2 separate regions of the Homo sapiens genome follow, and region 2 is linked to region 1. Evidence: read pairs that join two places in POLR2A ChIA-PET (ENCODE). Cell type or tissue: MCF 10A. All regions are shown on one strand. Each heading gives the region's core, and the rest is flanking DNA. Links, peaks and the distances in the headings are about the cores only. Region 1 holds the start of LOC107985085 (a long non-coding RNA gene). Region 2 holds the start of LOC124904008 (a long non-coding RNA gene).

The links. Peaks named below come from ENCODE experiments on the same cell type or tissue, not always from the same donor. Only the 100,000 strongest peaks of a DNase experiment are listed, where the experiment ranks them.
Region 2: POLR2A ChIA-PET joins it to region 1 with 5 read pairs; 3 of 35 experiments call an interaction of 5 or more read pairs at or near these places.

What each region holds. Positions count from the first base shown.
Region 1 is chr17:43,686,286-43,701,186 of GRCh38, reverse strand. The region is part of intron 3 of LINC02594 (long intergenic non-protein coding RNA 2594); the gene reads right to left. It overlaps LOC107985085 (a long non-coding RNA gene), which reads left to right and starts at 10,424. Exons shown (of 3, transcript XR_001752895.2): 1 at 10,424-10,621. RefSeq lists enhancers at 9,594-10,094, 10,095-10,595. In MCF 10A, for the core only: a CTCF peak has its summit at 6,631; a DNase peak (open chromatin) is centred at 6,606.
Region 2 is chr17:43,606,412-43,621,312 of GRCh38, reverse strand. It overlaps LOC124904008 (a long non-coding RNA gene), which reads right to left and starts at 7,688. Exons shown (of 2, transcript XR_007065763.1): 1 at 7,567-7,688; 2 at 7,118-7,294. In MCF 10A, for the core only: no CTCF peak of the experiment used is centred there; a DNase peak (open chromatin) is centred at 5,812.

The DNA of each region.
Region 1 (14,901 bases), core at 3,409-11,408:
TTAAGCTTATTTTAAAGAGTTTCAATCCTATAGAAAAGTTGCACGAATATATAGACTCACATAGATTCCTTTTTTTTTAGAGACCGGGCCTCAGTCTGTCTCCCTGGCTGGAGTGCAGTGCTGCAATCATAGCTCACTGCAGCCTCAAACTCCTGAGGTCCTCTGATCATCCCACTTCAGCCTCCCAAGAAGCTGGAAGTACAGGCGTATACCACCGTGCCCACGTAATTTTTACTTTTTTTTTTTTTTGTAGAGATGGGGTCTCACTATGTTGCCCAGGCTGGTCTCAAACTCCTGGCCTCAAGTGATCCTCCTATCTCAGCTTCCCAAAATGTTGGGATTTACAGGTGTGAGTCACTGCACCTGGCCTAATAATTATATTCTTCAGTCTTTTCTTACTAGTCTGTTCTTAGTCTCATTCTGTTTAACCATTTGTGAGTAAGCTGCAGAGATCATGAACTTCCCTGCTAAATACCTCAAGGACATTTTCTTACATACCTATAAGAATGACTAACGGCCGGGAGCGGTGACTCATGCCTGTAATCCCAGCACTTTGGGAGGCTGAGGCGGGCAGATCACGAGGTCAAGAGATCGAGACCATCCTGGCCAACATGTTGAAACCCTGTCTCTACTAAAAGTACAAAAACAAGCTGGGTGTGGTGGCACCCGCCTGTAGTCCCAGCTACTCAGGAGGCCGAAGCAGGGGAATCGCTTGAACCCGGGTGGCAGAGGTTGCAGTGAGCCGAGATCACACTATTGCACTCCAGCCTGGTGACAGAGCAAACTCCGTCAAAAAAAAAAAAAAAAAAGAATGACTAATATCAGAAAATGTAATAACACAATACTAATATAAAATCCATGTTCAAATCTCACCAATTATCCAATACAATCCTTTTTAGCAACTCTTTTTTCCCAATCAAACCTGATTAGCCTTTCAATAGTCAAGGTCCCAGGTAATTGTCACCCTTGGTCCCCCACCCCACTGGGGGCTAGAATCCCACAGTCAGGTAGGAGTGATGAAGCTGTGGTCAGATCAGAAAACAAGGCCAAGCTTAGGATAACAGCTGGAGCCAGATGTAGAATCTGGCTAAGTAAGCTCTGGGAGCCCTGGAAGCTGTTTCCAGAAGGTCCCCAGGGATGGGAGCCCAGGTGAGCAGGGAGAGAGGCATGGAAGCTCTTACTGGGATCCCAAGGGAGACAGGAGGCTCTCACACTTCTGTCACAGCAGCCAAACCCTGGGCATGGACAGGTGGGGACAGGAGAGATGTTAGGAAGATAGGGAGGAGATCATCAACATTTCAGGCACAGAAGCTGGCAGAAGAGAGACACCTTTGTCATCTGTATTATGCTAATTGGTTAGTCTGTATATTTATTTAACAAATGTCTATTGCACCCTTACTGTATGCCAAAAACTATTTTAAGTGCTGGGGATACAGACCCAGTTCCAACCTTAAGGTGTTTATGTTCTATTGGGAGATGGGATAGTTTGCACTGTTGTTGTGAAAACGGTCACCCCCCCATCCCCTCCCACTCCCCTTCACAACAGGTGTAAGAGAGTAAACTTGCCCAATCCACTGCTATTACACTTGGCCATGAGACTTCTTTGGCCACTAGAATGTTAGCGGTGTGTCATGATCACCCTTAACCGTGCTGTGAGGTTTGGCTTGGCTTTTAAGTTCCTGCCATTCTCCAAGACAAGCATGTGCCCCAGGGAGCTGCTGGTCCAAGGAGAATGGAGAGAGACATGGAGTCCACCCAAACCCAAGCCATAGCCTGGAGCTGCCCTGCTCGGGCTGACACACAGACTCACAAATGAGAAAGATCAGCACTTGTTTGGAGCCTCTGAGTATCGGGGTGGTTTGTTACACAGCATCATTTCAGCAGTAGCTGACTAAGATGGGTGGAGACAGAATATAAACAAGCCAACTAAGACATGTGTGATGTCTTAGTGATAAGAACAGGAAGACAAAGAAAGCAGGAGAAGAGGAAAAGAGTGGTCAGGGCTGTTATAGATAGGGCAGCCAGGGGAAGCCCCCTGATAAGGGAGCAGAGATCTGAAGGAAGTGGGGGAAGGAGTTATCCAGGGCAGGAATTTCTCAAGGAGGAAACAGCAAGCGCGAGGCTCCCCAGGCAGGCACAAGCTGAGCCCAGGAGCAAGCCTGTATGGCTGGAGCAGAAGGAGCCAGCAGGGATAGGGTGGAGTGATAGGAGATGGTTCAGAGAGGAGGCTGGGGCCAGATCCAGTGGAAAGGACTTAGACATTTATTGGACTTGGACATCATCTCGTATAACTTGTTCCTAGCTGTCTGATGAAAGAGCGGACATGCAGAAAGGGCGCTGGCTGAGCTCCCTGGTTTGGGATGAGTACTGGCAGTGCCAATGTCAGCCACATTCAAGCCAGTGTTCCAGGGGCCTTCTCTCAGTCTCATGCTCCTGCTTTTCCTTGAGATTCTCCCCTCTCTTGTCCCCTCCCTATCTTGGCTCTCTACCCACCACCCCAACACCTCCAGCTCCCCCTCTGCTCCCCCTTTTGCTCCCCTGGACCTTCCTGGCTCTCGGCCTTCAACCCTCAGCCCTCAGCCCCTTTGGCTCTCAAGGTGGGGACCACTCCCACCTCTCCAGCCCTGTCTTGGAGCCCTGGGCATTCTGTCACTAGCTCTCTGCTTGGTCCTGTCCCTCAGGTGGCCTGTGGTCCTTTCACACTGGACATGCCTCAAACGGAGCCCATCGCGAGGGGAAGGGCTCTCAGGGACTATCTGAAACCTCGGGAGCTTCGTAGACCCCTCTACAAAGGGGAGCCAGTGGCCCAGCCAGTGGCTTTATTTTCCTAAGATACTGATTTCAACATGTCACTCCCCAGCCTTCTGTCTTGGATGGCAGCTCTTCTCTATGGGATGAAGGAACCCTCCTCGGCCCAGCACTGAAGGTCTTCTACCGTCTGGTCTCAGCTCACCTTTGCATCGGCTCCCACCGCCAGCCAAGCTGGATGCCCTCCCACCCCATGCCTCAAGCACACCCTGCTTCTAGGTCCTTACTCACAGGGCCCTTTGCTCAGTGGGAGTTTGCTGAGGGCCCACTGTGTGCGGGCGCTTTCCAGGGTGCTAGGCACAGAGGAGCAGCTGGCAGACTTACATTCGTAGAGCACACTCGGGTGCCTCTGCTGCGCCTCCCTGCACCTCCCCTTCCTTCCCTTCCCTCAAGGCTGGTCACCTATGGCCTCCACGACCAATGTCTCCCTGCTCCTTGGTCATTGGGAAGGTAAGCATACCTTGCCTTGTGTCTGATTGTTCTTTTAAATGAAGATTTCCATTTTTAACTATAGAAGTGACACATCCTCATTGTGAAAAATATGTAGAATGTGGAAAAGAAAGAAGCAAAAGAAGTTATATAACCTGGCTAAGAACATGGAGAAGCTTCTCTTAAAAAGAGGTGTCCTCAGCTGCTCGCCTTCCACACGCCTTCCTCACAGAGGAGGCAGCCTTGATTCCTGGGTGGGAAATGCCAAAAATGACGGAATCAAAGCCTTTTCTGGAAGCGGGCAGAGATTTCTAGGGGTGGGGAAGAGAGAATATAGAACTTAAGAGAACTGAGCTCTTGATGGAAAGTGGGGGTGGGGAACACAGAGGGGAGGCCCAGAGACTGAGAGGTCTAGGAGAACGGGTTAAAACCGAGGCCAGAGCCCCGGAAAAGGAGCCCAGAGGCCCCAGCTCTTTCCCTACTTACTTACTGTATCTGTGTGACCTTAAGCGAGTCCCTTGGTCTCTCTGAGATGCAGTATTTTCCCAAGTGAACGGGCATTGCCACACTTCACCTCCTCAGGGCGTTGTGGGGACCTTCAAAGCCGTAAAGCCCTTTGTAAATGGTAACGCCTAACACAAATAGGAGAGCACGCTGCCCTCTCTGGGTAGGCCCCTCATCTGGGTCCTGGTTCCAGTCTGGTACTGAGCCTCTGGAGGACAAGGGTCACATTTATTCCAATTTCTCTTCTGCATGCCCCAGTGCCCACTGAGCACAGTGGGAATACAAACACATTTATTATGCACTCTGCATATGACTAGAAGGAACTTTGGAGCTCAGATCCACCCTTTACACAGATGGGGAAAATCAAGGCTCACACCACAAGGTGAGCTTGGTGGTATCTTTACAACTCCAGGTAGTGACAAAACCAGGATGCAGATTCTGAGGAATGAACGAGTGAGAGAATGAAGGGAAATGGGGCAACAGTCAGCATGAGCAAGGGCTGACCTATGGTGGGTCTTAGCCTTTACTGTGCTCAGTGGCCCCACAGCACCATCGTCTCTCCAAGGAGCACGGAAGCAGCCCCCCGTGTGGGGTATGGGCACAGACCCCAGGGCCCAGGCAGGCAGGGGATGTGCCAGTGGTCCTTGCCACGGGCCACCAGCTTTGCCACCCTGCTCCAGGGCCCTGGCCTCTCCCCAGGGTGCAGGACGCCACTCCCAGGCACTCTGGCTCCGTTTCTTACCAGGCTGCTCTGGGATGGCAGCATCCCAGCATCGCTATAAATAGCATCTCTCCTGGGCCCCAGACGGCCAGTTGGCAAACACTATAATTTGCTGAAAAGTTTGGAATGTGTCTAAAAATGAAGAAGGCAAATGAGACCAGCCATGAGGGGGAGCAACCGGCGTATCCATTTCAGAGAGGGGCTGAGCCTCACTCCTGCTTCTTGCCAACTTCTTTACAAGGGCACTGCAGGCAAAGCTTCAGGGAGAGGGGACAAATATGAGTCTAGGAAAGAACTATTGTCATTTCCAGCATCAGCTGTGGCGGCTACCTCTTGTATTGGCCTCACCCCTGACCTTCCTGTCCTAACCAAAGAACGAGAGGAACTGCCACTGCTTAACCCTTTGTTGGGCTGTGCTAATGAAATTGAAGGGAACATGGTGAGCATGCGAGGACTGTGAGAGCCAGAAAGAAACCCCCAAAATAATTTCATTCAATAGTTTCATCCAAACTCTCCCAGTTTGCAAATGAGGAAGTGACTTGACAAAGGCCGGGCACCAAGTTGAAGCAGAACCAGATTTTGGCCAAGGTCCCTGGGCTCCCAGCTGGGTGCTGGGCATTGGATCCCAGGCCTGCTGTGAGGGCTGGCTCTCTTAGGGAAAGGGGAAGGGTCCCATGGCTCTCCCATCATGCTGAAGGTTGACACCTGACAAGTCACTGCAGCTTTCCCTTGTTCTGCTCTGATTCTCATTCTACTCTAAGGAGGCACAGCCACCATTATCCTGATTTTATGGCTGAACAGGCCGAGCTTCAGGGTAGAAACTCATCCTCATCCACAAAGCCATGGGAAGGCTTGATTAGAATTTACCACTCTGTCCCCAGACACTCTGGGCTGTTCCCACCTTCAGGTAGAACTCACTGCCTCAAAAGCCACCTTTTACTGTTCTTTGTCTTATCTTCTGGGATTGTGATTTTCCCTGTAGGAAAAATCATGGACAATGGCAGTAGACTGGCGTGGTGGCTCACACCTGTAATCTCAGCACTCTGGGAGGCCAGGCAGGTTGAGACCAGCCTGGCCAACATGGTGAAACCCTGTCTCTACTCAAAATATAAAAATTAGCTGGGCGTGGTGGTGGGAGCCTGTAGTCCCAGCTATCAGGGATGCTGAGGCAGGAGAATCGCTTGAACCCGGGAGGTGGAGGTTGCAGTGAGCCGAGATTGTGCCACTGCACTCCAGCCTGGGCAACAGAGTGAAACTCCATCTCAAAAAAAAATTCTGAAGTAGAGCCCCAGATCCAGCAGTCTCACTGTATGATCTTGGGCAAGTCACTTCCCTTCACTAAGGCTGAATTTATCCTTATGTAAAACTATAATAAAAATAAAAGCTTCCTTTGGGAGGCCAAAGCGGGCAGATCACGAGGTCAGGAGTTTGAGACCACCCTGGCCAACATGGTGAAACCCAGTCTCTACTAAAAATACAAAAACTAGCTGGCCATGGTGACAGGCACCTGTAATCCCAGCTACTCAGAAGGCTGAGGCAGGAGAATTGTTTGAATCCGGGAGATGGAGGTTGCAGTGAGCCGAGGTCGCACCATTGCACTCCAGCCTGGGCAACAGAGCGAGACTATGTCTCAAAAATAAATAAATAAATAAAAATAAATAATAAAATAAATGAATGAATAAATTAAAGCTTCCATTCACAAAGCACATGGTCACGGGCTTTATGTGCATTTGTTCTCTTTGTCTTCATAACAATCAGACGGGCAAGATATATTCCTATCCTATTTTACAGATGAAGAAATTGAGGCAGGGGGTTAAGTGACTTGTCCGAGATCACATCAGATTTTCACAAGTTGGAAACTCACTGCACCAGATGCTCTGAGGTCCTTTACAGCCTTAATAATTCTGCCTTTTGTGGTTCCAAACACAATAGAAATTAGCAATGGCTCGCTTGGTAGTTCTCAGCTCTTGCCAGCTGAGAGGCTTCATTTGGGGGCAGAAGACAGGGAGTAGGGAGAGTTCACATCTGTGAAAAGTCTGTACAGAGGAGGAGCCAGGATGCCCGGTCTTGGCCTGTCAGCCAAGGCCCTCTCTCTCTCTCTGCAGAAGGCACCTGCCGCCCTGTGGGGCCGCTTAGTGAGAACTGTGGCTGAAAAGCGACATCGTGTGTCCAGTTGTAGAACTGCACTGTTAGAGAACTCCAGGACAATGAGGAGTGGAGGGAAATATTCTGTTGTTGTGGACTTGAAGGCGCTTTTAAATTATTTGTAAAGTTTTAAAAACACACAGGTGCCAGAACCTCAGACCTAGAGAACCAGCATCTCAAGCAGTAGGACAGAGACCTGTTTTTTTAAGACTTGGGCGATTCTGTGGCAGCCTAGCTGAGAACCGCAAGTATAGACAGCTTTTAAGGGGGTGCTGGTATGCTGGTCAGAACTTCTCAGCTGCAACACCTCCACCTGGTGTTGCACTTCTGTCTGGGATACCAGAATGTTCTAGGCAGCTGACAGAAACAAATCCATTAGACATTATTTATAAAGGAAAATCTAGCTGCATTGTACATTTGATTTGTGCTTTGTTAAGAAATAAAATGGCCGGGTGCAGTGGCTCACGCCTGCAATCCTAACACTCTGGGAAATGAAGGCAGAAGAATTGCTTAAACCCAGGAGTTTGAGACCAGCCTGAACAACATTGGGAGACCCTGTCTCCACAAAAAAAATAAAATAAAATAAAATAAATAGCCGGGCACAGTGGCGTGCCAGCTACTGGGGACGCTAAGGTGGGAGGATTGCTTGAGCCCAGGAGGTCGAGGCTGCAGTGAGCCATAATTGCGCCACTGCACTCCAGCCTGGGTGACAGAGTGAGACCCTGTTTCTTAAAAAAAGAAAGAAAAGAAAAATAAATAAAATGGCAGCTGGTAAAAAAAAATGAGTATAGAAATAGATTCAGTTATTTTAGAGAAATGTCAGTGAAATTCAGTCCATGTATAGAGGATACAGAAATCTTTTTTATTTTTTTTTCTTTAATGAAGTGGCTCTCAACTGGGAGCAATGTCTGGAGACATTTTACGGCTTTCACAACTGGAGGGTGCTACTGGCTTCTAGAGGGCAGGGGCAAGGGATGCGGCGGAGCATCCTGCAATCTACAGGACAGCCCCCCACAACAAAGAATTACCCGGCCCCAAATGTCCATAGTGCTGAGGCCCCAAGGCCCTGCTTCCATGAGCACAAAGGACTCCCATTTTTCAGGTCCCCTGAGGGTGGGGGCTCTGCCCTCTTCATCCTCTCTCCCGGGACCTAGCAAGAGGCAGGTGCTCAGTACATACTGCATGACAGAAGTTCAGTGAGGGGCATTTTGAGAAAAATTATCTAATGTGGACACATTTGCAAACCTCCCTAATATGCACAGTCCTGGGTGCATTTCTACATGGCATAGACTGTCTGAAGCTAAAACATCTCATTTGTCAGCTGGACACTACCCAAGTACACCAAACACAACCTGGGAGTCAGGGGAGATAGGGGTGGTAAGGAGGATTCAGACCCCGTAGAAACGGGTTAAACCTCAGCTCCTTCAAGCTGTGTGTCCTTGGGCAAGTTGCATAACTTCTCTGGGCCTTAGTTTCTTCCTCTGTAAAATGAGGCTAACACACCTTCTCACAGGCTGTTGTGAAGGTTAAATGGCATTGTGCGCAAAAAATGATGAGCATGGCCCTGTATGTGCTGATTAAATGTTAGCTATGTGGGCCAGGTGCGGTGGCTCACACCTGTAATCCCAGCACTTTGGGAAGCTGAGGCAGGTGGCTCACAAGGTCAGGAGTTCAAGGCCAGCCTGGCCAACATAGTGAAACCCCCATCTCTACTAAAAATACAATTAGCCGGGCATGGTGGCAGGTGCCTGTAATCCCAGCTACTTAGGAGGCTGAGGCAGGAGAATCGCTTGAACCCAGGAGGCAGAGGCTGCAGTGAACCAAGATCGTGCCACTGCACTCCAGCCTGGGCGACAGAGCAAGACTCCGTCTCAAAAAAAAAAATGTTAGCTGTGATTGGCACCCTCATGACTGAGGTCTGGATTGGTTGGGTGTGGCTGCTGTGCTGCCAGAGACAAGCTATCACTCACATTGTATCTGAACAAGAGTAATGATGGTGCATAATGAATACATTGGGAAGAGGCAGAAGGCCTTGGACTCACTAACTCAAAACCTCCGTAGGAGGGGCCTGGGAATATGCATCTGTAATAAACTCCCGGGCTTTTATTTTTTTGAGATGGCGTTTCTCTCTTGTTGCCCAGGCTGGAGTGCGATGGCGCAATCTCAGCTCACTGCAACCTCCACCTTTGGGGTTCAAGCAATTCTCCTGCCTCAGCCTCCCAAGTAGCTGGGATTACAGGATTACAGGCACCTGCCACCACGCCCGGCTAATTGTTTGTATTTTTAGTAGAGACAGGGTTTCACCATGTTGGCCAGGCTGGTCTCAAACTCCTGACCTCAGGTGATCCACCCACCTCAGCCTCCCAAAATGCTAGGATTACAGGCCCAGGTGATTCTTACAGTTGGGCAAATTTGGAAAATCTGGCTTTAGTACAAAGACTTTGGAGTTAAGCTGCCAGGCTCTGCTACTTACTAACTGGGTGATCTTAGGCAAGCTACTTAACCTCTCTGTGCCTCGATTTCCCCACCTGTTAAGCCCTTGCCCAGCACTACTGCTGGCATCCAGTAGACTCAAGAAATGGCAGCTCCTCCCGCCTCTTTCTCAAGTTTAATGGTGTATGATCTTCACCTTCATCCTCCATACAAGGCCTGCCTTCTGCTCCTGTCATTTCTCTCTGACTCATCCTTTCTCTAAGTCCCCACTGGTCCTTGGTGGGTCTATTTGGTGCCCCTTGGCCTCCTCATGGGCTTCTCTAATTCTTGTCCCCACCATCTCACTGAGTCCATCAAGCAGAAGCAAAAACAGAACATGTGCTGTGGTTTGTAGTTTTCAAGGCATATTTCACATATTTTACCTCATTGACTCTTCCCAGATCATCCTGAAGCATCGCCGTCAGGATCTCTGCAAAATGAGTGAGCTGAGTCTGAAGCTCAGGGTGACTGACTGTCCTGAGCCCCAGAGCAAGAAAACAGGAGCATCTCTGCCTCCCGGCCCTGTGCATTTTCTCCGGTGACCTGAGGCCTCTCAGTTCCTCCCACTGCCCCTAGTCTGATTCGCATCCTGCCCTTCTGCTGCTCAGGAAGCAGCTCTGGCTCCCCAGCGATCAGATCCAAGTGCCTACACCTGGTTTCAAGGCCCATCACAGGCCACAGCTTGGAATCATTCTCCCCCTCCTGGATTTCCTGCATTTCCCAGACTTTCCATCAACCCAGCTGGGCTCCTCTCTGCCTCTCATCCTCCCTGCCTCCCTGCTTGGATGCAAGCTGTCTCCCTGCACAGCACCCCTTATATAGAGTGGATAGCACAGGGAGGAATGGAGGCATGCCATGCCTGGGGTCCCTCCAAACCCCCATGCCTGGCATCACTCCCTCAGCCCCTGCCAGGTCTCCTTCTCCAGGAAGCCTCCCTGCCCTTCAGTGAGTATCCAGTGCTCAGCCAGGCGGTCACAGCCTTTTGCTGCTCCTCTCCTGCCCTGCCCCCACCCCTCACACACACACTGGCCTTTGGTCCCTTTCTGCCCAGCAACTCAATCTTTTGGTGTTATTTGTATTTGTATTACCCTATCTGTCGAAAGGGGTCGGGTGGGGTGGGGGAGAGGGCTGCCACCCCCCATGTGGAGCCCACCGTGAGACCATGAACAGAATGGGGGTGACTGACAGGGCTCCTCTGCCACCTTGGCTGCTGGGGGCAGTGGTAGAAATCACCACTGGCTATTGTGACCTCCAAAGGCACTTGTCACTACACAGTGACACAAAGGTTGGTTTCCGGCTCCTCCCCGTGGCCAGCATATCCCTGGGATCCAAGACAGGTCCGCATCATACTGCCAGGGGATCCTCGGGGTTAGGCACCCAGGAATGGATGGGATGCAGGCAGGGCTGGGACTGGTGGCTGGCTCTATTGTGCTCTGATGCTGCAGGAACAGACCAGATGTCATCCAGGGGCCCGGAATTTGGGGGGCGCCGCTGGGTGTGGCAGCATCAGAAGCCTCAGATCCGCATCTCCATCTGCCACAGGTGAGCTCTATACCTCTGAGCCAGTGGCCTGTGGGAGTGAAATAATCAGAGCCACTTTGAGGTCAGAAGGTACAACAGGGGTGAAGGATTGGGGTGGGGGAGGGGTTGGGGGTCCTGGAGGGCTGGTGCTGTGTTTCTGCCTTCACTCCTGACATCCTCTTGCAGTACAGGGTGAATATTTTTACCCACATCTTGCAGGTGAGAAAATAGAGGCCTGAGAGGCTGTGCTGGGAGTTCACACAAGATTCTTAGTCCTGGCACCACAAGAGTCACATGCCAAGTCCCAGGCTGCATCCAAACCAATTGAATCAAAGCCTCAGGGGAGCGGGACCCAGGCAACAGTATTTTTATGGTCCCCATGTGATTGTGGTAGGGCAGTCAGTGGGGAGAAGGGAGACTAATGGCTCAGACGGCACTTTGCAAACTTTCAAGTTGTGCAAAGTTCCCTTTGTGTCTTTGTGTAGCTCCTAATCCACGCTGAGCCTCCGTCCTCATCTGTAAAATGGGGATAATACGGTTCCTTGAGTTGATGAGTTGAAGTGCTTTCTTAATTAACATTGCAACTTGACCACCCGGCACTCTTGGTTCCCTTTTCCCTGTGTGGAGGGTTTGTTTCTGTTTTGCCATAGCCCTTACCACGTGTGAACATATGATATATTTTACCTATTCAGGATTTTCATTCATCAGTGCTTGACACTCCCCTACCTCTGCTAGAACACCATATGCATGAAGGCCAAGATCTTCATCACTGCTTCACTTTTATTCTTTCCTGTATCCCAAGCACCAAGCAGCACAGTGTTTGGCACACAGTAAAGTGCTTAACAAATAGCTGTTGAATGAATGAATGTGCCTGCCACCATCTCATACATGTTACAGGCATCACTGCTGCTGCTGGGCTTGTGGTCTGGTCTGCAGCCTTCTCGCCTGAACCGCTCACCTCCCAAGCTGCTTGCAAACTGAATAAAGCTCTCCCAAAGTCAAGCTGATCGCTCCTTTCCCTGAGAAACATGCCTCTGTCCCTGCTTCTTGGGGTCTCCCCAGCCCACCATCTCCCCTTGGACACAGAGTGCCAGAGCACTAGCAGGGAGAAGTGGCAAAGTTTCAAGATTTCATTTGTAATTCTTTTCAGATGAAATGTCAGAAATATTAGAAAGGCAGAGTCATAAATCTGATCCTAATATAGCATAGAGCTTATTAATGAAGAATAAATCACCAAGGGAAACCTCCCCGGGGTGCTTCTCCAGGGCCTGTGGGGAAGATGGCATATTTATGTGCAAGCGTAGCGGGTCTTTTACCTTCTCAGATATATGGCCAAGGCAGATTTGTCAGGGCAGTAGCCTTAACATCAGCCAATTATATTTTTTTCTAGTAAAAATTAATCTATTCTATAGAAGTCTCCTAAGCATTTATTGGATTAGGATCACATCCAAATGTAGAAAATTAAACACACACACAGTGCACACCACGGCAGGACTCTGAGAGGCCCTGAAATGGAATGACAACCACCCCCGCCGACCTCTGCTCCCTGCCAAGATATTCTCCCAACTGAAAAACTCAGAGTGAAGGAGCCAGAGGGAACAGCCTCATTGCACAGGTGGAGAAACAAAGGCCCAGAGAGGGGATAGGCCTTGCCCAGGGTCACCCAGATTGCTAAGGCTGACATGAGACAGGAACCCCAGGTCCGGGCTGGGTCTGGTGGCACACACCTGTAATCCCAGCACTTTGGGAGGCTAAGACGGGAGGATTGCTTGAGCCCAGGAGTTTGAGTCCAGCCTGGGCAGCATTAAAAGACCTCCATGTGTACAAAATATTAAAATAATACAAAAATCATCTGGGCATGGTGGTGCACACCTGTAGTCCCAGCTACTCAGGAAGCTGAGGTGGGAGGATCACTTGAGCCCAGGAGGTTGAGGCTGCTGCAGTGAGTCTCAATCACACCACTGCACTCCAGCCTAGGTGACAGAGACCCTGTCTCAAAAAAATGTTAAAAAGAACCCCAGCTCCTTCTTCCCACCTCAAAAGATGTCCACATCCCAATCCCCTAACTGTCCCAATGTGAATATGTTACCTTATGTGGCAAAGGGAACCTTCCAGGTGTGATTAAATTAAGGATATGAGGATGGAGGGATTTATCCTGGACTATCCAGATGGGTCCAATATACTCAAAAGCGTTCTTATAAAGGACAGAGGGAGGCAGGAGAGGCAGAGGAGGAGATGTGATGGCAGAAGCAGAGGCTACAATGACACGGGGCCATGAGCCAAGGAGTGCGGCAGGCTCTAGAGGCTGGAAGAGGCAAGGACCAGATTCTCCCTGGAGCCTGCAGAAGCACTGCAGCCTGCGGGCACCCCGCTTTTCAAACTTCTTCCCTCCACAACTGTCATAGTCCGTCTGTGTTCTCTGAAGCCACTTGGTTTATGGCAGTTTGTTACAGCAGCACTAGGAAACTCACATAGTGTTAGAAGGAGAAGCATTGCCAGGGAAACTGCACCTGGCAGTGTAGGCTTCCCTCTGTACTCAGTGCTAGGGAGGTACCCTTACCCTGAGGGTCACCCCAGATCACCCCAGAGTCATGTGGCTCCTCCTCTCCAGAGGCCACAAGGCCACCACCCCCTGCCTGCTCTTCCCTCATTCATGACGTTCTCACCCTCACGTGCTGGGCTGCAGCGGGGTCTCCCACTGTTTTCTTAGTCCCCCAGACTCCTGCAGCTTTTCTGCAGCCTGACCTCCTTCCAGATGGTTTTCCCTAGTACCTCACCTTTCCCCATCCCTCCTCTCAAAGACGCTAAGGAAAGAGCGACTTGCACCCAGGGCTTTTTCCCGCAGCCCCTCCCTGGTTCTCAGCCACTGTCTTCGGTCACCTCTCACTGCCTCCGGTCACCTCTCACTGCCTCGGGAGCCTCAGAACACCAGCCTCCCCTTCCCATCTCCGCTCTGGGGGCCTGCTCCAGTCTGGTGATTCCTCTCTCCATCTCCCAGCACTTGGGGACAGTTATGTCACTCAGAGAGCTCCCAGGGAAGAACCTGAAGAACAGACCCAGATAGAGGGGAGAGAGGGCAGTGGAACCTTATGGAAAAAGGGGCAGGTAGCCAGTGGCTGTGGTGCAAATGTTCTCGAGTGTGGCCCCCGGCCTGCCTAGCCTGGCTGATGCTTATTAAAAGTGCATATTCGGCCAGGCACAATGGCTCATGCCTGTAATCCTAACACTTTGGGAGGCCGAGGTAAGCGGATCACTTGCAGTCGGGAGTTTGTGATCAGCCTGACCAACATGGTGAAACCCCATCTTTACTAAAAATGCAAAAATTAGCCGGGTGTTGTGGCAGACACCTGTAATCCTAGCTGCTTGGGAGGCTGAGGCAGGAGAATCGCTTGAACTCAGAAGGCAGAGGTTGCAGTGAGCTGAGATCACACCACTGCACTCCAGCCTGGGCAACAGAGTGAGACCCCGTCTGAAAAAAAGAAAATGCATATTCTGGCTGGTGACGATGGCACATACCTGTAATCCCAGCACTTTGGGAAGCTGAGGCAGGAGGATCACTTGAGCCCAGGAATTTTAGTCCGGCCTGGGCAACATGTCGAAACCCTGTCTCTACAAAAAGCACAAAAATTATCTGGGTGTGGTAGCACACACCTGTGGTCCCAGCTACTCAAGAGGCTGAGGTGAGAGGATTGCTTGAGTCCAGGAGATTGAGGCTGCAGTGAGCTGTAATCAGGCCACTGCACTCCAGCCTGGGCAACCAAGCAAGATCCTGTCTCAAAAAAAAAAAAAAAAAAAAAAAAGGCCGGGCACGGTGGCTCACGCCTATAATCCCAGCACTTTGGGAGGCCAAGGCAGGTGGATCACGAGGTCAGGAAATCAAGACCATCCTGGCTAACACGGTGAAACCCCATCTCTACTAAAAATACAAAAAATTAGCCGGGCGTGGTGGCAAGTGCCTGTAGTCCCAGCTACTTGGGAGCCTGAGGCAGGAGAATGGCATGAACCTGGGAGGCAGAGCTTGCAGTGAGCCGAGATCGTGCCACTGCACTCCAGCCTGGGTGACAAAGCAAGACTCTGTCTCAAAAAAAAAAAAAAAGGTCAGGCTTGGTGGCTCATGCCTGTAATCCTAGCACTTTGGGAGGCCAAAGCAGGCGGGGCTGATCACCTGAGGTCAGGAGTTCAAGACCAGCCTGACCAACACGAAGAAACCCCATCTCTACTAAAAATACAAAATTAGCCTGGTATGGTGGCACATGCCTGTAATCCCAGCTCCTCAGGAGGCTGAGGCAGAAGAATCGCTT
Region 2 (14,901 bases), core at 2,429-10,428, 79 kb after region 1:
TAAATAAATAAATAAATAAAAGACCAAAAAGAAGGTCGGGTGCGGTGGCTCATGCCTGTAATCCCAGCACTTTGGGAGGCCAAGGCAGGTGGATCACCTGAGGTCAGGAGTTTCAGATCAGCCTGACCAACATGGAGAAACCGTCTCTACTAAAAATACAAAATTAGCTGGGAGTGGTGGCACATGCCTGTAATCCCAGCTACTCAGGAGGCTGAGGCAGGAGAATTGCTTGAACCCGGGAGGCAGAGATTGTGCCACTGCACTCCAGCCTGGGCAACAAGAGCAAAACTCTGTCTCAAAAAAAAAAAAAAAAAGATTCTAAGCTCACCAAATGTACACAGATAGGAGACTAAGATTTGGCTCACAAACTGCAGCTTGCTGACTGCTGGCCAAGATAGGAAAAATTTAGCCTAACAGGATTTAAATACTCGGTATTCAAAAAACAAAACAAAACAAAAAAACAGTTCTCCTAGAGTCTGCGGGGAAGCCTTGGGGTGGAGTGAGAGGACAGGTGGACAGCAGATGAGAGGAAAAGTCTGGAGAGGCAATGAGAGGAAAGGCCAGGGCCAGCACTGGAGGGTTAGAGAGGCTGGGGATGGCTGAAGAGACTATGAAACTCAGCAAACTATGGTTCACCAGCCAAATCCAACCCACACCTGTTTCTGTAGGGTCTGTGAGCTAAGAATGGTTTTTACAGATGAACATTTGCAAGCAATTTGATGAGAAGGAACACCAACTTTGAACCTCAGTTAAGCCAAATGTCATTTCCCCAAAATAACTCTCTTTCTATTATTATTATTGTTTTGAATTGTTAATAAAAGGTTTGTGAAAATGTGTTTTCTCTGTTGTTATATAAGTCTTAATTTTGCTCTTGGCCCACAAAGCCTAAAATATTTACTATTTGGCCCTTTCCAGAAAGAGTTTGTTGACTCTCGATCTAACAATAGATGGTATTCAGGCCGGGCGTGGTGGCTCATGCCTGTAATTCCAACAGTTTGGGAGGCTGAGGCTGGTGGGTCGCTTGAACTCAGGAGATCGAGACCAGCCTAGATAACATGGTGAAACCCCATCTCTACGAAAAATACAAAAAAAAATAATTAGCTGGGTGTGGTAGCATGCGCCTGTAGTCCCAGCTACTTGGGAACTGAGGCGGGAGGATCGCTTGAGCCCAGGAGCTAGAAGCTGCAGTGAGCCAAGATCGTGCCACTGCACTCCAGCCTGGGTGACAAAGTGAGACCTTGTCTCAAAAAAAAAAAAAATTTAAAAATTAAAAAAATATATGTAAATATGATATTCAATTCTATGTGGCTCTTTCCTGGAAACTCTGTATTACCTCAAACAAGGGCTGCAAGTCTGTAAAACACACAGCAGCCCTGTGTCAGCAGAGCCCAGGGTGGGCGGGCAGCGGGCTGGAGGAGGCCCTAGGCAGCACGGGGCAGAAAGAGGTGGGGCCGGGGAAGGGGTAGGGTCAGGGTCATCTTTAGATGGAAGAAATGAAGGGCTCTGCAGTGGGGTCGTGCCAGGCAGCAGGATAGGCTGGGAGGTGTGGATAGGAAGCACAGGGTTAAGAGCAGAGAGTCTGCCTGCTTCCCTTAAGTGTGTGGGAGCATGGGGTAAGGCTGATCGGCCAAGAGCTTTGGTAGGACCTGGGAAAGCAAAAATGCAAAAATGCAGAAACCATGTATCCCTCAAGGAGTTTAGTGGGTAAGAGACAAGAGGATGATTGGAGGAAAACGTGGTCAGTGCACACGAGAGAGAGAGAAGCACAGAGGACTCTACAGAAGCCCCAAGGAGAAGTGGTGGTCCCGCCTGTGCATACGTGTGTGTGTGTGTGTGTGTGTGTGTGTGTGTGTGTGTGTGTGTGTGTGCATGTGTGTATGGAGGCTTCCTGGAGGAGGGAAAGCAACAGGAGCAGCCTTGTAGAGACCAGAACAGCACCTTATGGAATCTGGAGTTACGGATCATAAAATGCCAAAAGGAAGGCCAGGCACGGTGGCTCATGCCTGTAATTCCAGCACTTTGGGAGGCCAAGGTGGGTGGATCACTTGAGCCCAGGAGTTTAAGACCAGCCTGGGCAATATTGCAAAACTCCATTTCTACAAAAAATTTTAAAAATTAGCCAGGAGTGGTGGCCTGCACCTGTAATCCCAGCTATGTGGGAGGATGAGGATGGAGGATTGCTTGAACCTTCCATGTGGAGGTTGAGGCTGTAGTAAGCCATGATCGTACCACTGCACTCCAGCCTGGGTGACAAAGTGAGAACCTGTTTCAAAAAAAAAAGAAAGCAGCAAGAGGAGATTGTGATGACTGAGTTGGAGAGAAGGTGGGGAGAGGACAGGCAGGGCCTTGGGCACCATTTGGAGTGTGGGCTTCACCCTGCTGGTGCTGCAGAGCTCCTGGGGCATGACCTGGAGAATCACAGGGACAGCTGGGTGGAGGACAGGCCCAAGGCAGACAGCACTGGAGTCTGAGAGGCCCACTGAGGCAGCTGTTGCAAAATTCAGTGAGAAATGATGAGGTCTGCGCTCAGGCAGCAAGAGGATCCATGACACATGTACTCATGATACATGACTGGGGACAGAGTCAAGGAGGTGAAATCAGTGGCATGTGGGCCAGTGGGGAGGTTAAGGGAGGGTGGCCTCATGGAAGACTCCCAGTTTTCCAGCTCTCTTGGCTGCTAGGGAGGGGATGGATTATACCTTCCAGCTCCCCTATTTCTGCCCAAAGCCCTGGATGACCCCCCAGATCATGCGAAGACAGTGTTGGCTCCCCTCCCCGCCCCACCTTCCCTCCTCCACGTGATTGCCTGGAGTCCCCAGGGAAGAGAGAGAGAAGGAGATGAAATCATGGAACGAAGGGGATTAGAGCCGCATTTCTTCCCTTCTCTACAATGGAAAACTCTGTTTGTTGGGAGAGGGGAGCTTTGGGAAGCGGGGCCTGATGAGGTTATGGTTTTGAAACAGGAGCTATCAGGAATCACCAATCTGAGGAGCAACAGGCTGTCGTTTTTCTTTCTTCTAAGTAGGTGCTCTTCTCGGTTGCCCCCAATTAAGACAGGGGAAGAGCACCTACTTAGAAGGAAGAGAAACAAGAGCCTTGTTGCTCTCCCCCCATGCTGGAGTGAGTCTGTTTTATTATATCCGCCCCCAAGCCTGCATGTGCCTCTTCCACTTGACTGACCACTCAGCCTGGGCACCCACAGAGGAGAAAGGTACCACCTCCTAGAGGGGAAAGAGTCTCCAAGGCAGGGCATGGGGGTGGTCAGGGGAGTGGGAAGAACCAGATGTGGGGTTGGGGGGTTTGGTTTTGGGTCCAGTTTATGCCACTTCCCACCTATGCAAAGTCAGGCAAGTTCTTTTTTTTTTTGAGATGGAGTCTCGCTCTGTCGCCCAGGCTGGAGTGCGGTGGCGCAATCTCAGCTCACTGTAAGCTCTGCCTCCCGGGTTCACGCCATTCTCCTGCCTCAGCCTCCCGAGTAGCTGGGACTACAGGCGCCCACCACCACACCCAGCTAATTTTTTGTATTTTTAGTAGAGACAGGGTTTCACTGTGGTCTCAATCTCCTGACCTCGTGATCCACCCGCCTCAGCTTCCCAAAGTGCTGGGATTACAGGCGTGAGCCACTGAGCCCGGCCAAGTCAGGCAAGTTCTTAACCTCCCGGAGCCTCAGAGCCTTCTTCGTTTGTAAGTGCAAGTGATTATACCCAGCTATGGTGACTGAAGGAGATGTGTCTGTAGGGAGATGAAAAGGGATGTGGAAACCAGACCAACTCCTAACAATTGCAGGGCCTGGGGCAAGAGTGTAGATGAAGTTCAGCTACATATGTCTAAATACTTAAAGAGCTAAAAAAAAATCAACTTTAGTAAACTCGTAAATGAAATGTTTTATCCTCCAACTCTCACAAATATTCTGTCATAACACCCTGGAAGGCCAGGTTTGAATTTGGAGTCCCTGGACTCTTTGGAATTCAATGTAGAACACCCCAGCATGGGGAGAAGCCAGCCTTTGGCCCTTACTCATGGCCCATTCTCCCTTCCCTTCCTCCTGCCAGCTCCGTCCTGCACAGCAAGGGCTTCAGGCAGATGCATGAGGATGCCTTAGCCCTAATGTCTAACACACACACACACACACACACACACCCCTCAGCCCAGAGGTGCACACACTGGGGGTGGGGTGGCGGGGGCCTGGGGAAGATGGATTCCAGGAAGAAGCCCATGCAGATCCTGGAAGTGGGTTCAGGGCCATTGGGGCAGGACATTCCAGGGTCCAGGCACACCCAGCACGGTGTATCAGCGGGTGCTGGCTCCAGACGGGCACATCCCTTCCCTGTGGACTCCTCACCCCATGGAGAGGGGCGTGGCTGGCAAAAGCAAGAGCAGCTATAAAGTGAAGACTCAGGCCAGGGGCCTCTCTTGCCTGGTCTAGGACAGTAGGTTCTGCTCTACACTATAAAGTGATGATGAGTAAGAGGAATAATTATTCTCTTCCCAAGGGTTTGGTATTTTTTTCCCCTCTCTCTCTCTCTCTGATTCTCCACTCTTGTTTTTTATTTTCCTTGGGAAGAATTTGGGGATAATGTACACACCAGCCAGAGAGGTGGGAAAGTAGGTATCTTTGGGGACAGATGAACCAGGATGCCAGGAACTCTTGGGTTAGGTCCAAGGCCTCTTCAGGCCTTGGAGCTGCTGAGCATCTCCCTTCCCACCTCTCTGGAAGACTTAGAAACTTGTTATTTATTATCTGAGAACAGAGAATCCTTAGAGCCTTGGACATGAGCATGGCCAAAAACCTGCGGGGGAAAAATGCTGCAAGCACTCACCAAGCACAATGAAAAATGTAGTGCTGGACAAGGAGATTAGGGGAGACACAGTGACGCCCACCTGGACACAGATCCAGGCCCCAGGCTGAGCTCAAAGTTGTCCTGTCCCATGTCCCCACGCTGGGTGAGACTGCACACCCAGGCCCTGGGAAGCCTGAAGTACAGAGGAAGAAGCCACAGGGAGTGAAGCAGGGAGCACTGGAGTCTGGGCCAAGAATAAAGAACCAGGTGCCCAAGCCTAGCCAAAGAGGTAGCGAGCATTCTGGGGAAGAAAAATGGGCTAATCCCAGCTACCAGCTGCCTGAGGTCAGGAAAAGTCCTTTCCCTCTCTGGGCCTCAATATCCTTAACTGTAAAATGGGCATAATGGTGTTTTCCCTACAGAGTAGAGGTGAGAATTTGATTCTTTAAAGCACAAGATATTTTTTGCACTCTTCCTGGAATGGAGAAAGGGATCCCTGAATGTTAACCATGCGATGATTACTATGATCACGGTGCCTGGAAAATGTCAGTTGAATGCGAGTTGAACTTGTGTGAACTTCCTCAAATCGTGCCCCACTTAGGAGCCTCGGTTTCCTTATCTGAGAATTTCTTTTATTCTTTAGAAACATCTTGCTGTTAATGCCTAGAGTTCCCCTGACACAAATATTACCTAACACTTGCAGAGCACTTGCTGGGGGCTGGTACTGTCCAGGGCGCTTCACACAACTCCACCATTTCATCCTCCAAGTCTCCTTTGAGGGCCTTCTATTAGTCCCTATTTGGCAAATGAGGAGCCCAGGACACAGGAGGGTTCAAGAATTTGCCTCATGTCACACAGCAACACCCAGGCATGCTGGCTCCAATGTCCACATCTATCTTCCTTCCCTGTCCAGATGTGGGCCGTGCCCCTGCTGGAACAACCAGGCAGCCGTTTTGACCAAACCCACGGGTCAACCCAGCCAGCTCACTGGTTTGGTGGATGTTCCTAGCACCGAACTAACTAGCTATGGGGCCAAATTAGTCATGCTGGCCTTTGAGTCAATGATCCTGCCTCGACTTGTTTAGACTTTCTGACTGTGACACAGTCCCTCCAGCTCTAGATTTGAAAGAACCAGTAATAGGAAATACTGATTTTGAATTAAAATGAGAAAAATGGCCATTCCTGAAGTCATTTACATCTTAACCCAGGACATTGGCCCACCTTGTCTCAGAGAGCCCTTGCGATCATGCGGCGACACAGGTCTGGGATTGTTACCCCGTTTCACAGATGAGGCAAACCTGGCTGGAGGCAGAGGGGTGGAGTCAGGTGCCTGGGATGGCATAGCCTGCTGGCAGTGGGAACAGAAGCTGGATTTGAACCCAGGCCTCCCAATGCACCGTCCTGTGTACATCCTGCTGCCTGGAGCTGTTCGGTTGGTAACACCGTCTTCGGGGCCCCTGAGCCCCCAGCCACGCGGAGCATCACCACAAAGAACAGGAATGGCTGCGGACCATTTGGCCAGGCGTCTCCCATTTGCTGTGCCTTTTGGCACTGATCTGCAAGGCTACATTAAGCGTTCTTTTCCGAGTTGTTTGTGGGCAGGAGAAGCCATTGAAATTGCAATGAACAGAGGCACCTGGCTCCCCAGGGACAATTTCCGAGTCCATCTCCCCACCTTGTTTATTTGTAAAATGGGAACACAGACACAACTGGTGTATGTTTTCATTAAACCAAGTAGGAGCTTGTGGCATTTCTGTCTGCACTTGAGACATGTTTATACTGCTGAGTCCATTATGAATCTGTTTAATATCCTTCGAATTCTCCGAGTCCTTCCATCCCTGCAGCCAGGAAGTGGGTAATGTGCACACAGGGAAGAAATTTCCAGGCACTCAGACCTTTAGGTAAATGAGGACTCTTTTTTCTTTCTTTTCTTTAAAGAGGGGAAAGCCTGTTGCAAAAAAATTAAATTCTTCCTGTTCAAAATGGTTTTTCCAGTGATCCTTTCCTTGTAGGAAATTGGTTAGGTCCTAGAGAGATGGTGAAGGAGCTACCAGCTAGGGGAGCCTGGGACTAGTGAGAATAGCATCCCTTTGCCCTGGAGAGCCTGGGATGGAGGCATGGAGGTGAGTGACTATCTGGGGGCTGAGAAGGACATCAGGGGATCTGTAGCCAGGAGCTCAAGGTCACCTGAGGGCTGCCTTGGCTACTGGGGGCTCCTGGGAAGCCAGTATCAGACTAATCCTATCGGATTGGGAACAGGCTTCCCACTGGAGTGCTGGCAGGAGTAGCTCCCTGCTTGCTGGCAGAACAGAGAGATATTATTTTAAGGAGAAAAATGAGATTCCTGTTATTGCTTTATTCCTCCTGCAGAAACGTTGGTGCGTCCCAGCCAGGGCCAAGATGAGAGGCAGGTGGTGCCAAGAGAAGGATGAGCTCATCGCATGTGGGGACGTGAGGTGATTCCAGCAAGGCACAGTGTGGAAAAAAAGCTCCATTCTTGGGATCCCAAATCCCTGTCAAAGCAGAACCCTGTGACCCTTCCCTCCCCCACCTCCCTTCTCCATCACTCAGTCCGTCTGCCACCTTCCTTCCCCATCATCTTCTTCCTCCCTCATCTAAGCCCACTCCCATTTAATCTCTCTCTCTTCTTGCATCTTCAACCAAACACTCCTCCTCAGCACCCTTGAGCACCTGTGCAAGTTCTTGTGTGGAGACTGCATGAAGGAAAGAGCCCAGGCTTTGGAGTTGGAGAAACCCGAGTTCAAACCTCAGCCCTACCACTTACTGGCTGTGAGACAGGGGTCTTCTCCTCTCTGCTGTCTCATGTTATCATATGATCTTGCAGCTAGATGAGAAAGAAAATAGGAAAATATCTAGCACATACTAGATGTTCCCTTAATATTTCTTCCTCCCGGCCGGGCGCGGTGGCTCACGCCTGTAATGCCAGCACTTTGGGAGGCCGAAGCGGGCAGATCAGGAGGTCAGGAGATCGACACCATCCTGGCTAACACGGTAAAACCCGGTCTCTACTAAAAATACAAAAAAATGAGCCGGGCACGGTGGCAGGTGCCTGTAGTCCCAGCTACTCAGGAGGCTGAGGCAGGAGAATGGTGGGAACCCGGGAGGTGGAGCTTGCAGTGAGCCGAGATCACGCCACTGCACTCCAGCCTGGGCGACACAGCGAGACTCCGTCTCGGAAAAAAAAATAATTTCTTCCTCCCTTCCTTCCTGTGGAAGCAAAGGCTATAGTATAATTAAGAAATTGTTGGGCTGGGCATGGGGGCTCATGCATGTAATCCCAGCACTTTGGGAGGCTGGGGCAGGAGGATCACTTGAGCACAGGAGGTTAAGACTTAAGACTGCAGTAAACCAAGTTTGCACCACTGCACTCCAGCCTGGGCGACAGAGCAAGAGCAAGACCATCTAAAAAAGACAAAAAAAAAAAAAAAAAAAGCAATTGTGAGACTTTGAGATCTACAAATGTCAAATTCCTGCAGGACTCTGGAAAATATGGGTCACAGGTTATTTCTTGGACTCATCATCAGATTCCTGGCAATGGTCTAGGGATGACACAAGTCACTGTGAATGGAACCTGGCATGATGAAGAAGGGTTCCAGAGAGTTAGGGGGAACTTTCCTGGTCTTGGCCAAGAAAGAAATGTCATGGCCAGGAGCCCAGGTCAGAGAGGGCAGGAGATAAGATGATGTGGGTTGGAGGGAAGTAGCCTGAAGTTTGCGGATCAAGAAGCTCCATAAAAGTGGCCATGAAATCGGAATAGTTGGAAATTCTGAAAGGTGAGAGTGAAAAGGTGCAGAGTCCATGGGGTGAGTCACCTTTGGTAGGACACAGAGCTCTAACTGGCACTTCGGCTGCCTCAGGCAAGGGTCTGAAACACACCCTCAAACCAACTTTGGTTTTCCATCTAGGAATCATGAAGGAGGTGTTATTAACCACAGGCCTTCTGGAAGCTTCCTATGGAAGGGCCAAATCCCTTTGTTTCTGTGTCATGCAGGGGTGCATGTGCTGTCAAAATGTTAAAAATGTCACAACAGTTTCACTTTCATCACTTTCCGCAATTATTGTTTTAAATTCCATATCCTCTAAATTTCCAGCCCCCTGGGCAAAGCCCAATCACACTGCCCTGGGTAATGGCCATGATGGGGCGAGGTATCTCTGTGATGGAAACTTGATTGCTTTCTGCTTCATTTCTTGGGTTCTATTTTGCCGTTGACTACTCTTTGTAGTTTACGATTTTTAAAAACTCCATCCTGTCTCCATTTTGCTAAGGAAAATCAAGAAAAGGGATTTGGGTCCACACGTTGGTGAATGGGAGATAAAAGGTAGGCAAGGGGTGTTTAGGTGCCAGAGCAGGGGCAGCAAAGGGATGACAAGTGAGGGACTTTATGTGAGTTGAGATACAGGCTAAGATGCTGGAAGAAACAAAAATATAACACAGAAGAGAATTTTATTTTTCTCTCACTTTAGGGACCAGGGTTGGGCAGGCAACCAGGGCAAACACCAGGAGCTTGTGTGAACACCCAGATTCCTTCTGCTGTGTTACTCCGTCATCCTGGAGTGTTGTCCTTGTCTTCATGGCTGAAGCTACCTCACCATCCATGTGAGCCCACATTCCAGCCCAAGGCAAGGAGGACAGAGGAAGGGAGGACATGCAGCTTCCTCATACCAACTGTCATCAGGAGGTGCCTGTGGCATTTGTGCATCATCCCATTGGCCACAGCTTAGTCACATGATCACATCTAGCTGCAAAGGAGGCTGGGAAATGTGGCCCCTAGTGGGCACCACATGCCTAACTAAAACCTGGAGTGTTCTATTACTAAAAGAAAGAAAGGGGCAATGGGCAATGGGGACAATTGTCTCTTTCTGCCATAAACCCAGGAGGAAAGGGCTATCAGGACCACAAGTGGCACTCAGGGACCAGCAGCCACTCTTCTAGAGTTTCTCACTGGAGGAACATAAGAGGTTCTGGGTTTTGTTTCAGGGAAGCTGTGGTAGATTGTTCTTCAGCTCTTCATGTGACTTACCTTGTGACCTTGGAGCAGGAGAGTGGGTGGAATATATTTCCCTACCCAGCAGCATTGGGCTTGGCCATGTGACCAGTTTGGGCCAATGGGATGTGAGAAGCAACAGCATGCCAGTTCCAAGGTAAAGCCTGAAGTGGCACCATGTTTCCACTCCTGCCATTCACCATGAGAAGGGCACATGCCAAACAGCAACTTGCCCAAGAAAGGGAAGAAACACACGGAGCATACCTAAGGTTAAGCCCAGAGCCAAGTATAGCTCAGCCCCAGCAGAGCCAGCCTTATGAGTGGCGACTCCCCACTCACAGACTCATGAGTGGGGAAAATATGTGAATAAACACTGGTTGATGTAAGCCAGTGTTCTGGGAGGGCTTGTCATGGAGCATTATTGCAGTAAAACTGGCTAGTACGGTGGTTCTGACACCCTGCTAAACCTCGATCCTGTCCCCAACCTTCCTTCTGTCCTCCTTTTTCAGTTCTTCACTCATGCAGGCCAGGTGCAGTGGCTCATGCCTGTAATCACAGCACTTTGGGAAGCCGAGGCAGGTGGATAATTTCAGGCCAGGAGTTCAAGACCTGTCTGGCCAACATGGCAAAACCCCGTCTCTATAAAAATGCAAAAATTTGGCTGGGCGTGGTGGCTCATGCCTGTAATCCCAGCACTTTGGGAGGCTGAGGCGGACAGATTGCTTGACGCCAGGAGTTCAAGTCCAGCCTGGCCAACATGGTGAAACCCCATCTCTACTAAACTTACAAAAATTAGCTGGGTGTGGTGGTGCACGCCTGTAATCCCAGCTATGTTGGGAAGCTGAGGCACAAGAATCACTTAAACCTGGGAGGTGGAGGTTGCAGTGAGCTCAGATCATGCCACTGCACTCCAGCCTGGGTGACAGAGTGAGACTGTCTCAAACATATACAATATTCTAGAATACAATACTCTAGAATACACTACAGTACAATACAATACATAAAACCCACTCATGAAGTCAACGGTCATTTACAAGACACCTGTTATATGCCAGGCACTGATCTAGGTCCTGGGACTAAAGAAACCTTAAGGCATTTCCAGTCTAGGGGGAGGGACAGACATGGAAATACATAATAACACTCTAACACAGCAATAATGGAGCATTATTGCAGTAAAACTCCAAGTGCTGGAACCAGGGTCTGTGCAAGCTGCTGGAGGACGGGGAAGCTTAGCACAGGGCTACACAGAACAAAGAACCAAATCAGCTTTCCTTTGTTTTCTTTTGTTCCCAGCCAGCCCTCCTACCCATCCAGAAACTTGAGCCTGGTCCGGAGTGAGTGCTGGAGTCCAGGAAGTGCTATGGAAGCAGCTGTGAATCAGTTACTGCTCTTTCACAATAACAACCAATGCTTATTGGGCATTTACTAGGTGCCTTCCAGACAGGAAAGGCACATGCCCTGCCCTCAAGGAGATCAGAGTCTCCTCGGGAAGACATTCAGGAGACAAAGTGGTGAGACCTACCCAATAAACAGACAGTTTTTTTGGATAAACATAGATATTGCCCCTTCTGGTCTTAAAGCTTGAAACTTACATTTGTTTTTATCTGAGTTCCTTCCTCAGGAAAAGAAGTTCAGGCCTCTAAAAAAAAAAAAAAAAAGTATCAAAGAACTGAAACTCACCAGATCGCCACATCCGGACATTGAGATAGATGCCCATTCCTTATTCATTATGATTGCTTCCTTGCCCCTCCCTAGTTCCTGTTATCTTGAACATTGTTACATTTCTTCCCTGCTATATAAACCCCTAGTTTTAGTCCACTGGGGAGATGGATTTGAGACTGAGCTCCCAACTTCTCAGCTGTAGGACCCGATTACAGTCTTCTTCCTTGACAATATTTGTCATCTCAGTCATCATTAGCTTTCTATGTGGCGAACAGCAGGACCTAGACCAAATGCCTAGTGTTTTGGTAACAGTGGCACTTCTCTCTGCAATGGCACCAGGACTGATGGCATGGAGTTCTGACTCTGTGGCCTTGGGCAATTCATTTAGCCTTTTTTTTTTTTTTTTTTTTGAGACACAGTCTCACTCTGTCACCCAGGCTAGAGTGCAGTGGCACGATCTCAGCTCACTGTAACCTCTGCCTCCCGGGTTCAAGTGATTCTTCTACCTCAGCCTCCTGAGTAGCTGGGACTGCAGGCGTGCGCCACCACGCCTGGCTACCTTTTTTTGTATTTTTAGTAGAGATGGGGTTTCACCATGCAGGCCAGGCTGGTCTCAAACTCCTGATCTCAGCTGATCCTTGGCCTCCTAAAGTGCTGGGATTACGGCCTGAGCCACTGCACCAGGCTTTTTCTTTTGTTTTGTTTTCTTTTTTTTTTTGAGACAGAGTCTTGCTCTGCCACCCAGGCTGGCGTGATCTCAGCTCACTGCAACCTCCACCTCCCAGGTTCAAGAAATTCTTGTTCCTCAGCCTCCTGAGTAGCTGGGACTACAGGTGCACACCACCACACCTGGCTAATTTTTGTATTTTTATAGAGATGGGGTTTCACCATGTTGGCTGGGCTGGTCTTGAACTCCTGGCTTCAAGTGATCTGCCCACTTCCACCTCCCAAAGTGCTGGGATTACAGGTGTGAGCCACTGTGCCCGGCCTATTTAGCCTTTCTGTGTCTTAGTTTCTGCCTCAACAGAAAGGTGATGTGGCCCCAAATATCCATCCTCCTCTTCTTCCATTAACGACAGACTAGAATTTCAGCTGAGCATATGGCTGCCCAAGAGAGACTATATTTCCCAGCCTTGCTTGCAGTTAGATTTGGTCATGTTGAGGTAGGAGGTGGGACTTGACTCCAGAGATGGGGCTCAGCAATGAATCAGACTGAGTAATAGCTAAAACAGGGAAGGAGGGGAAAGCACCTCTCTTTAAGACATGGCCTCCACTGTGCCATGTTACTTTGCCATTGCCATGGCAACACCCAGAAGTTACTGTCCCTTTCCATGGTAACAACCTGACAACTTAGAAGTTACCACCCATTTTTCAGAAATTTCTGCATACATACTCTGCCCCTTAATTTGCATATGACTAAGGTGGGTATAAATATGACTGCAGAACTGCCTCTGAGCTGCCACTCTGGGCACACTGCCTATGAGGTAGCCATACTCCGCAAGGAGCAGTCTCTCTGCTGCTGCTGTACACCACCACTTCAATAAAAGTTGCTATCCAAGGCTGGGTGTGGTGGCTCATGCCTGTAAATCTCAGCACTTTGGGAGGCCGAGGTGGGTGGATCACCTGAGGTCAGGAGTTCGAGACCAGCCTGGCCAACATGGTGAAACCCTATCTCTACTAAAAATACAAAAAATTGGTCTGGCACGGTGGCTCATGCCTGTAATCCCAGCACTTTGGGAGGCCGAGATGGGTGGATCCCCTGAGACTGGGGGTTCAAAACCAGCCTGACCAGCATGGAGAAACCCCGTCTCTATTAAAAATACAAAATTGGCCGGGTGCGGTGGCTGACACCTGTAATCCCAGCACTTTGGGAGGCCGAGGCGGGCGGATCACGAGGTCAGGAGATTGAGACCATCCTGACTAATATGGTGAAACCCTGTCTCTATTAAAAATACAAAAAAAAAAAAATTAGTCTGGTGTGGTGGTGGGCGCCTGTGGTCCCAGCTACTCGGGAGGCTGAGGCAGGAGAATGACGTGAACCCGGGAGGCGGAGCTTGCAGTGAGCCGAGATCACACCACTGCACTCCAGCCTCGGCCATAGAGCGAGATTTCATTTCAAAAAAAAAAAAAAAAAATTTTAGCCAGGTGTGGTGGCACACACCTGTAATCCCAGCTACTCTGGAGGCTGAGGCAGGAGAATAGTTTGAACCCAGGAGGCAGAGGTTTCAGTGAGCCGAGATCGCGCCATTGCACTCCAGCCTGGGCAACAAGAGCGAAACTCTGTCTCCAATATATATATATAGTTTGTTTGTTTGTTTTTTGTTTTTGAGAAAGAGTTTCATTCTTATTGCCCAGGCTGGAGAGCAATGGCACGATCTCAGCTCACTGCAACCTCTGCCTCCTGGGTTCAAGCGATTCTCCTGCCTCAACTTCCCAAGTAGCCAGGATTACAGGCATGCGCCATCACATCTGGTTAATTTTTTTTTTGTATTTTTAGTAGAGATGGGGTTTCACCATGTTGGTCAGGCTGGTTTTGAACTCCTGACCTCAGGTGATCCGCCCACCTCAGCCTCCCAAAGTGCTGGGATTATAGGTGTGAGCCACCGTGCCCGACCCAAAATATATACATATATATTATACAAAAAATTAGCCGGGCATAGTGGCGTGCACCTGTAGTCCCAGCTACTCGGGAGGCTGAGGCAGGAGAATTGCTTAAACCCAGGAGGCAGAGGTTGCAGTGAGCTGAGATTGCGCCATTGCATGCCAGCCTGGATGACAGAGCAAGACTCCGTCTCAAAAATAAAAAAAATTTTAAAAAGTTGCTATCCTACACCACTGGCTCACCCTTGAATTCTTTCTTGGGTGAAGCTAAGCACCCGCCTGGTCTAAGCCCCAATTTGGGGGCTCACCTGTCCTGCATTTTTATGGTGAATATAAAATTGGGGTGGGGGTGGGGCTGGCGTGAGGGATCAAGTTTGTGACTTGAACTTCCTGCTGACACCAAAGAAGGGAACTCCTGGGATTTGCTTTTTTTTTTTTTTTTTGAGACAGAGTCTCGCTCTGTCGCCAAGGCTGGAGTGCGTGGCATGATCTCAGCTCACTGCAACCTCCGCCTCCCAGATTCAAGCAATTCTCCTGCCTCAGCCTCCTGAATAGCTGGGACTACACGCACGCGCCACCATGCCCAGCTAATTTTTGTATTTTTAGTAGAGACGGGGTTTCACCATGTTGGCCAGGATGGTCTCAATCTCACGAGCTTGTGATCCGCCCACCTCGGCCTCCCAAAGTGCTGGAATTACAGGTGTGAGCCACAGTGCCTGGCCGGGATTTCTTTGTTTTGTGATTGGGTCTCCCTATGTTGCCCAGGCTGGATTCGAACTCCTTGGCTCAAGCAATCCTCAGCCTCCAGTGTACCACCATGCTAACTTTCCTGGGCTTTTTCAGCTAGCCAG